2 separate regions of the Homo sapiens genome follow, and region 2 is linked to region 1. Evidence: read pairs that join two places in POLR2A ChIA-PET (ENCODE). Cell type or tissue: A673. All regions are shown on one strand.

What was found. Peaks named below come from ENCODE experiments on the same cell type or tissue, not always from the same donor. Only the 100,000 strongest peaks of a DNase experiment are listed, where the experiment ranks them.
Region 2: POLR2A ChIA-PET joins it to region 1 with 10 read pairs; 2 of 35 experiments call an interaction of 5 or more read pairs at or near these places.

What each region holds. Positions count from the first base shown.
Region 1 is chr11:57,777,041-57,781,040 of GRCh38, reverse strand. All of the region lies in intron 1 of CTNND1 (catenin delta 1), which reads right to left. All of the region lies in intron 2 of TMX2-CTNND1 (TMX2-CTNND1 readthrough (NMD candidate)), which reads right to left. Among named protein-coding and RNA genes, the nearest start is that of CTNND1, 17 kb to the right of the region's middle. RefSeq lists enhancers at 552-1,437, 1,438-2,324 and a silencer at 2,280-2,482. In A673, no CTCF peak of the experiment used is centred here; a DNase peak (open chromatin) is centred at 2,290; H3K4me3 peaks cover 1,508 bases; H3K27ac peaks cover 3,707 bases.
Region 2 is chr11:57,571,427-57,575,426 of GRCh38, reverse strand. No RefSeq gene overlaps it. Among named protein-coding and RNA genes, the nearest start is that of UBE2L6, 5.8 kb to the right of the region's middle. In A673, no CTCF peak of the experiment used is centred here; no DNase peak of the experiment used is centred here.

The DNA of each region.
Region 1 (4,000 bases):
CTTGAACCCAGGAGGTGGAGGTTGCAGTGAGCAGAGATTGCGCCATTGCACTCCAGCCTGGGCAATAAGAGTGAAACTCCATCTTGAAAAAGAAAGAAAGAAAGAAAATAGCAGCTTCTCACCAAACTTTCAATCTATGGCATTCCCCCACCTCTTTGCCCATCATTTGAAAATAACTTGGAAAAGGTGGAAGCATGTAATTGAGCCAGATTTACACAGTCCCAATTCCTCAAAACCCTGAAAAGACCAATAAGGCATTCTTTTCATCAAGTTTGGAGTATGTCTTCCTTTTGAGATAAGCAACAGGGAGACAGAGCATGTCAATCTATAAATAAATCAATCAGAAGTGTTAAGGTCCTTTCTTGGCTTTAGGACAGATAGCAGGAGGAAATGTTTCTCCTTATCTGAAAGAAGAAAATCCCATCTTGAAGGGGAAGAAAGTTGTGCATTATTGCTCTTCCCCTTGAAGTTATCATATAATCCTTTCAACACCTGCTGAGGTAATGGCCTCTTTTTATAAATAAGTATACTACCTATATACCAGAAGTATTTAGTATCTTGCCCAAGCTCATCAACTAGTAGTAAGTAGTGAAAACTCCTATTTTATTCCAAGTCCATGCTCCTTCTTGATAAAGTGGAAAGAGTATGAATTTTCTATGTTTCCTGGGGTTAAAAGTCATTCTTCGGGCCAGGAGAGGTGGTTCAAGCCTGTAATCCCAGCACTTTGGGAGGCTGAGGCAGGCAGACTGCTTGAGCTCAGGAGTTTGAGACCAGCCTGGGCAAAATGGCAAGACACCATCTCTACAAAAAATACAAAAAATTAGCTGGGGGTGGTGGCATGTGCCTGTAGTTCCAGCTACTCGGGAGGCTGAGGTGGGAGGATCACTTGAGCCTGGTGGTTCCAGGCTGCAGTCAGCCAAGATTGTGCCACTGTACTCCAGCCTCAGTGACAGAGTAAGACCCTGTCTCAAAAAAAAAAAAAAAGTCATTCTAGTTCCAATTAAGAAGTTAACCCAAAGTTGACATTTTTTTTACGGAGAGGGGAAGGAGGCAAGAGAAGGTGGAATGGAGCCAGCTAGACTTTTGGGTCTTATCTTCACTTTAAAGAACAAAACCTTACTCAATTTGGGAAGAGTAGCTTGCAGCCTACTTCAGATTTACCTTCCCTTTTATAAGAACCTAGTACTCAGGAGGAAAGGTGCTAAGAACAAAAGAGGCACTACTCTGTAAAAATTACCTACCTTACCACTGGCAAGCCTGCTCTAGAAAGCTGGCTACATGTCACATTCTCTGATCACCCCCTCAACCCTACCACAAGAAAAAAAATCCAATCCCTACTCTCATTTTTAATGTGACATCTCACTAAGCCAAAAGCAAAGATCAGAGATGGGGTGGGAAACAGAAGGAACTAGAGGCAGTAAAGATTGTGCTAGCCAGCATAAGAACAGAGAAGAAGGATTGTTCTAGTGGTATGTTAGCAATCTGCCTCTAGGGCAGCTGTCCTCCTGGACAATCAAAGGCGGGTTTGTGTGTGTGCTCAGGAACCAGCCAGCTTGGCTCAAAGTTAAGGACTCAGCCATCCAATCCACAAAGTGAGAAAAGATGCCTGTTTCACAGCTGGAATGGAAGGCAGGGAAAACACAAAACAAGAGAGAAAAGAGGGCAGAAAAGAGAGAGGGTATTACAGGTGCTATTTCAGTCTAGACATAGGGAAGAAAAATCCCAGGAAACTACCAACCATTCTCTAGTTATGATCAAACATTAGAGAATTGCTAGTAACTCTTAATACTAAGCGGGTAGGTTTCTCCTGATCTGTATGCAGTAGGGTGCCAATTGGAAGGATGAGATATAAAATGTAAAGGACCTCAGCATTACCTGTTTCCTTCTGTCCCTTTTAAACCCAACAAGGTACCTGCAACATATACAGCAAATGAACATTACTTAACATTTATTTCCTTCTAGAATTCCTTTCTTAATTAAATCCTAGAGATCCACAAAGAATAGCAGCACACACAAAACTCAGTAAGCTTCCCAGTGCTAAGAGATCAGGACCATTTATATAACTTAAGTGCTAAAACGCAAAAGGCCACAGTCAGAATTCACACTCTCTAATCCCTCGGAGTAGCTAGATGCTCCGAGACCCATTAGACACACAAAGGCTGCTCTCTTCTCAGCAGAGCTCTGTAGCAGAGCTGCTCTCCAGGGACAAAGAGATTTCACAGGAGAACCACAAAGACATCGACCCTCTCTGTTCCCCCACTCCCAGCTTTCTCACTTCCTGTCACAGTAGCACCAGACCACAGTCTCCCAGAAACAAACAAATACAAAGTGCTGGATTCTGGGCTGCAGGCCAACTGCATTCCAGGGCATCCTGTCTACCAATCACGGGCCAGAGCCCCCACTTTGCCCTGCTCAGCTCCTTATCATGTTCAGGGAAAACAACCCTCCTCTCTGCCCCAAGCCAACACTACGTAGGACAAAGCTCAGGCCTTTAAGAATCAGCAGAAAGACTGTGTGTGGATCTAAAAGTTTGAAGGGGGTGAGGGAATTTTTAAGATTCCTACTTGGCAAGTTTCTTCACTTTGGAGGCACTGCATTAGGGATTTTAAAGCTACTGATGCTGTTAATTCAGCTCAGCTACATGTGACACATCCCATTATGGCAATTTGATTACCAATCTGGATTCAGTCAATGGAATATTCCCATTTGGAGAACTACTTTAGGAACTTCACCTTCCCTATCATCCACCTCTGTTTTCAGCCTTTCAAACTTTCTCCCTACAAGCATAGAGTTGATTACTAAGACAGGCTCCACAGAGAACAAACAAAGGCAGCGGACTCCACCCTACAAAGAGGCAGTTTAATCAGGTGCTGGGAGCAAAGTTCCCCGTTTCCCTAGAGAATGAGAGGACAACCACTAGGAATTGCACAGAAGCCAAATCCTGGCGGCAAAGAGGTCAAGACAGCAACATCAGCTTTTCCTGCTCACAACCCCCTGAAGTGGGTCAGGGGCTGTAAATTTGGAGCCTAGTCAGAAAAGAAAGCCTCCTCTCCTAATAAAGGTCCTCCACTAACTGCAAGAATGAGATAAATGATACATTTTTCTATTATCTTGTACAACCCATTGGAAATTAGCCCTAAATCACAGAAGCAAAAATGCAAACAGAGGTTAAGCTCTATTAGCTAGAGATTCTTGAAATCCAAAGAAGCAACACCCTTTGCCCAAAGGGCTCAATTCCCTTTGCATAAAATGAGCAAGATGCTCAGCAGAGTCCTCCAACCAGAGGGGCACACCAGGAACTAACTGGTAATATGCTATCACTTCTTGTCTTGTCTTCTCCCTTTATTTTTCCTAGATTCCTTTCATCTTCTTAGATCTGCTAGAAGTAGTATGGGCCGAACCCTGGTCTAAAGCAGCACATGATACAAAGGAACTAAGTCTAAACAGACAACTTAGAAGGATTTAGTCCTTGGCCTGGCACAGTGGCTCAAGCCTGTAATCCCAGCACTTTGGGAGGCCGAAGCAGGCAAACCACTGGAGGTCAGGAGTTCGAGACCAGGCTGGCCAACATGGTGAAACCCCATCTCTACTAAAAATAAAAAAATTTGCCGGGCATGGTGGAGCACACCTGTAATCCAAGCTACTCCAGGTGGCTAAGGCAGGGGAATCACTTGAGCCCGGGAGGCAGAGGTTGCAGTGAGCTGAGATCATGCCACTACACTCCAGCCTGGGTGACCAAAAAAAGAAGGATTTAGTCCTTATCTGGATCTGGTATGACCAGGTGGCAAGGGTAGGGCAGTAATATACACAATAGCCATTCTAGGGTTGAATAGAAAAGAATATTTAGCAACACTATGGAACTTCAGCAGCAGAGCCCAGCCATTGCAAACTCTATCACTGAAGCATACACAAAAAAAGTTAACAGTCTCTTACTTGGCATGGTATCAGACTAACTCCCTTTATCTCTCAAGAATACTGAACAATTAGTTATGACTGTTAG
Region 2 (4,000 bases), 210 kb after region 1:
GGTACTTCAGTTGCTTTTTTTTTTTTTTTTTTAAAGAGATGTGGTTTCACTTTGTCACTGAGGCTAGAGTGAGGTAGCATGATCATGGCTCACTGCAGTCTCAACCTCCCAGGCTCAAGTGATCCTCCCATGTTAGCCTCCAGAATAGCTAGGACTACAGGTATGCACCATTGCTCATGGCTAATTTTTTTTTTTTTTTTTTTTTTTTTTGAGATGGAGTCTCACTCTGTTGCCCAGGCTCTCTGCCCAGGAGTGCAGAGGCATGATCTCGGCTCACTGCAACCTCTGCCTCCTGGGTTCAAGCGAGTTTCGTGCCTCAGCCTCTTGAGTAGCTAGGATTACAGGTGTTTGCCAGCATGCCCGGCTAATTTTTGTATTTTCAGTAGAGACGGGTTTCACCGTATTGCCCAGGCTGGTCTCGAACTCCTGACCTTAAGTGATCCACCCACCTCGGCCTCCCAAAGTGCTGGGATTACAGGCGTGAGCCACTGCACCTGACCAAATTTTTAAAAGAAATTTTTGTAGAGCTAGGATTACAAGCATGAGCCGCTATGCCTGACCAGTTCTCTCATTTTTAAAAATGTTGCATTTATGGGGTTAAGGATATGCTACTCTAATATGACCAGAATATGTCATCCCAAAATACGCTTCTATCACTGGAAACTCTCATGAAGAGAAAAAGCAGGGACTTAAATCTGCATAACAAATCTTACCCTTGTTTATGGTGTTTTTCCTGGCCACCTCACTTTTCTTCTTTGCTTCAGCAGGCAAAGGTATTTAGGGCATCTCTTGGAGATTTACTCATTTCCCTCAGTATCTCCCATGTATTCATAAGGTGTATATGTTAATAAACTTGTTTTTCTCTTAATCTGTCTTTTGTTACAGGGGTCTGCCTCAAATAAGAACGATCACGGGTAGTGAAAAAGGTACTTTTGTTCCCCTATGACATCATATTTTAAAACATGTATAAGCCACATACAGCCTGCAAAATCAAACTTGTTTCTGAGCCACCAGTTTGCCACCTGTACTTGCTAATCGTAGGAAAATGGATGGGAAAACCAAGGTAGGGAGGCTATAAATTGCATGGGCCAGAGTCATGCAGCTGTGACCATGGAACTCACTATATCCTGGTTCAGGACAAGGGGATGCTTCTTGAATACCAGCTGTTCCTGATGGCAATCCAGCAGTGAGGTGGAACCCCGCTGCTCCCACCAAATGGCCCAATTTGGAAAAATTCATGGACGAGACTGAGGCTGAGCCTGTTGGGAAGAACCTGTAGAGCAGTAAGTAGACCAGGACTAAGCTCCCCTGAGTTCTAATCCACGACCTGGGGCAAGGCATTTCCCCTATCTGGGCACCTGTTTTCTTATCCCACCCGGTGGGATGTGGTGGGGAGTGGTTATATAACACTGAAGTTGACCCTTGAACATGGGCTCAAACTGTGCAGGTTCACTTACAGGTAGACTGCCTTCTGCCTCTGCCACTCCTGAGACTGCAAGACCAACCCTTCCTTTTCCGCCTCCTCCTGAGCCTTCTCAGCATGAAGACAACAAACATGGAAAACATGATGATCCACTTCCACTTAATGAATAGTAAATGTATTTCATCTTCCCCGTGATTTCCTTAATAACATTTTCTTTTCTCCAGCTTACTTTAAGAATACAGTATATAATCTCTATAACATACAAAATATATGTCAATCAACTTTCTGTTCTCAGTAAGGCTTCTGTTCAACAGTAGGCTATTAGTAGTTAAGTTCTGGGGGAGTGAAAAGTTATCTGTGGATTTTCAACTGAGCACGGGGGTCAATGCCCCTAACCCCTGCATTGTTCAAGCATCAACTGTAGATGATCTCAAAGCTCCCTTCCAGTTCTGAGATTAAGGGGGGCTAATTTGAATGTCCTGGGACAGCCACATTTTAGAACACTTCTATCATTGGATATTTTCTGCTTAAGGAAAACAACTTATATGTGCACATCTCACTTTGCAGGAATCAAAGTCTTCCAGGTAAAACCCCGCATGAAGTAGACAGGGCAGAGATTCTCACCAGTTTTTTTTTTTTTTTTTTTTTTTTTTGAGATGCAGTTTCATTCTTGTTGCCCAAGCGTGAGTGAAATGGTGCAATCTTGGCTCGCTGCAACCTCCACCTCCCAGGTTCAGGCGATTCTCCTGCCTCAGCCTCCCAAGTAGCTAGGACTACAGGTAGGCGCCCCCAGGACTGGCTAATTTTTTTGTATTTTTAGTAGAAACAGGGTTTCACCATGTTGGCCAGGCTGGTCTCAAACTCTTGACCTCAGATGATCTGCCCGCCTTGGCCTCCCAAAATGCTGGGATTACAGGTGTGAGCCACTGCGTCCGGCCTTCTCACCCTCATTTTTAACATGAAGAACTTAAGGCCCAGACAGACGTGGCAGTTAATAAGCAGGAAGTCAGTAGTTCTGGGTTTAAGTTCCATCTTAGAGAGTGTGTGACCTTGGGCCAGTAGTCACCTAGCCTCAGTTTCTTTACCTATAAAATGGAGACAAGGCTGGGTACAGTGGCTCATGCCTGTAATCCCAGCACTTTGGGAGGCCAAGGCAGGAGGATCAATTGAGTCCAGGGGTTTGAGAACAGCCTGAGCAACACGGTGAAACTCTGTGCCTACAAAAATACAAAAATTAGCCAGGCATGGTGGGACATGCCTGTAGTCCCAGCTACTTGGGGGACTGAGCTGTAAGGATCGCTTAAGCCTGTGAGGTTGAGGCTGTGGAGAGTAGTGATCATGTCACTGCACTCCAGCCTGGGTGACAGAGTAAGATTCTGTTTCAAAAAAAAAAAAAAAAAAATCTGGTAACAATAAAAGAACCTATTTTAGGAAGTTAGAGAGAAAATTAAGCAAGCATTATTGAATGGATCAATTATGATACTGCATGTCAAGCACTTAGCACAAACCTATGTTATGGAATAAATGTTTGTGTCCCTCAAAATTCACATGTTGAAGCTGTAACCTCCAGTGTGGTTGTATTTGGACATGGGGCCTCTAAAGAGTAATTAAGATTAAATGAAGTCATCAGGGTGGGGCCCCGATCGGACAGAATTCATGTCCATGTGAGAAGCGACACTGGAGAGCTCACTTTCTCTAATACCCACATTGCCTGCACAAGCACCTGAGGAAAGGCCATGTGAGGACATAGCAAGAAGGCAGCCGTCCACAAGCTGGGAAGAGAGCCCTCATCAGAAATCAAATCAGTTAGAATCTTAATCTTGGACTTCCAGCCTCCAGAACTGTGAGAAAATAAAACCTGTTGTTAAAGCCATTTGGCCTGTGGTATTTTGTGATGGCAGCCCAAGCTGCTGATACATCCTTGCACATCCAATATACATTAGTTATTGTTGTTATCTGTTGTTAACTGTTACTTCTCATGTCCAAAGTCCCACAACAAGGAAGTCAGTGAGTGGTTGAGCCCCACTGAGGAAGCAGGTCCTTCACTCATCAGGCCACCTTCCTGCTCTTGTGGCAAGAATACCCCCAGCTCCCCTCCTGGGACTCCCTGACTCCTTGATTGCCTCTATCCATCCCTCCACCTCAACCACAAGGGCAGGGCTCATGGTACAGGAGGGGTGTGTGTGTGTGTGTGTGTGTGAGACTAACCCAGAGGAAGGGGGGGTGTGGGGTAAGCACGAGGATCAAAAGAAGCAGGAAATTCTCTTCTGTCTCTGGTTCCTGGGAACTTCTTCTTTTTTTTTGCCTGCTCTTGTTGCCCAGGCTGGAGTGCAATGGCTCGATCTCAGCTCACTGCAACCTCCACCTCCCAGGTTCAAGTGATTCTCCTGCCTCAGCCTCCCGAGTAGCTGGGATCACATGCATGCACCACCACACCTGGCTAATTTTGTATTTTTAGTAGAGACAGGGGTTTCTCCATATTGGTCAGGCTGGTCTCGAACTCCCCACCTCAGATGATCTGCCTGCCTTGGCCTCCCAAAGTGCTGGGATTATAGGCACGAGCCACCGCACCTGGCC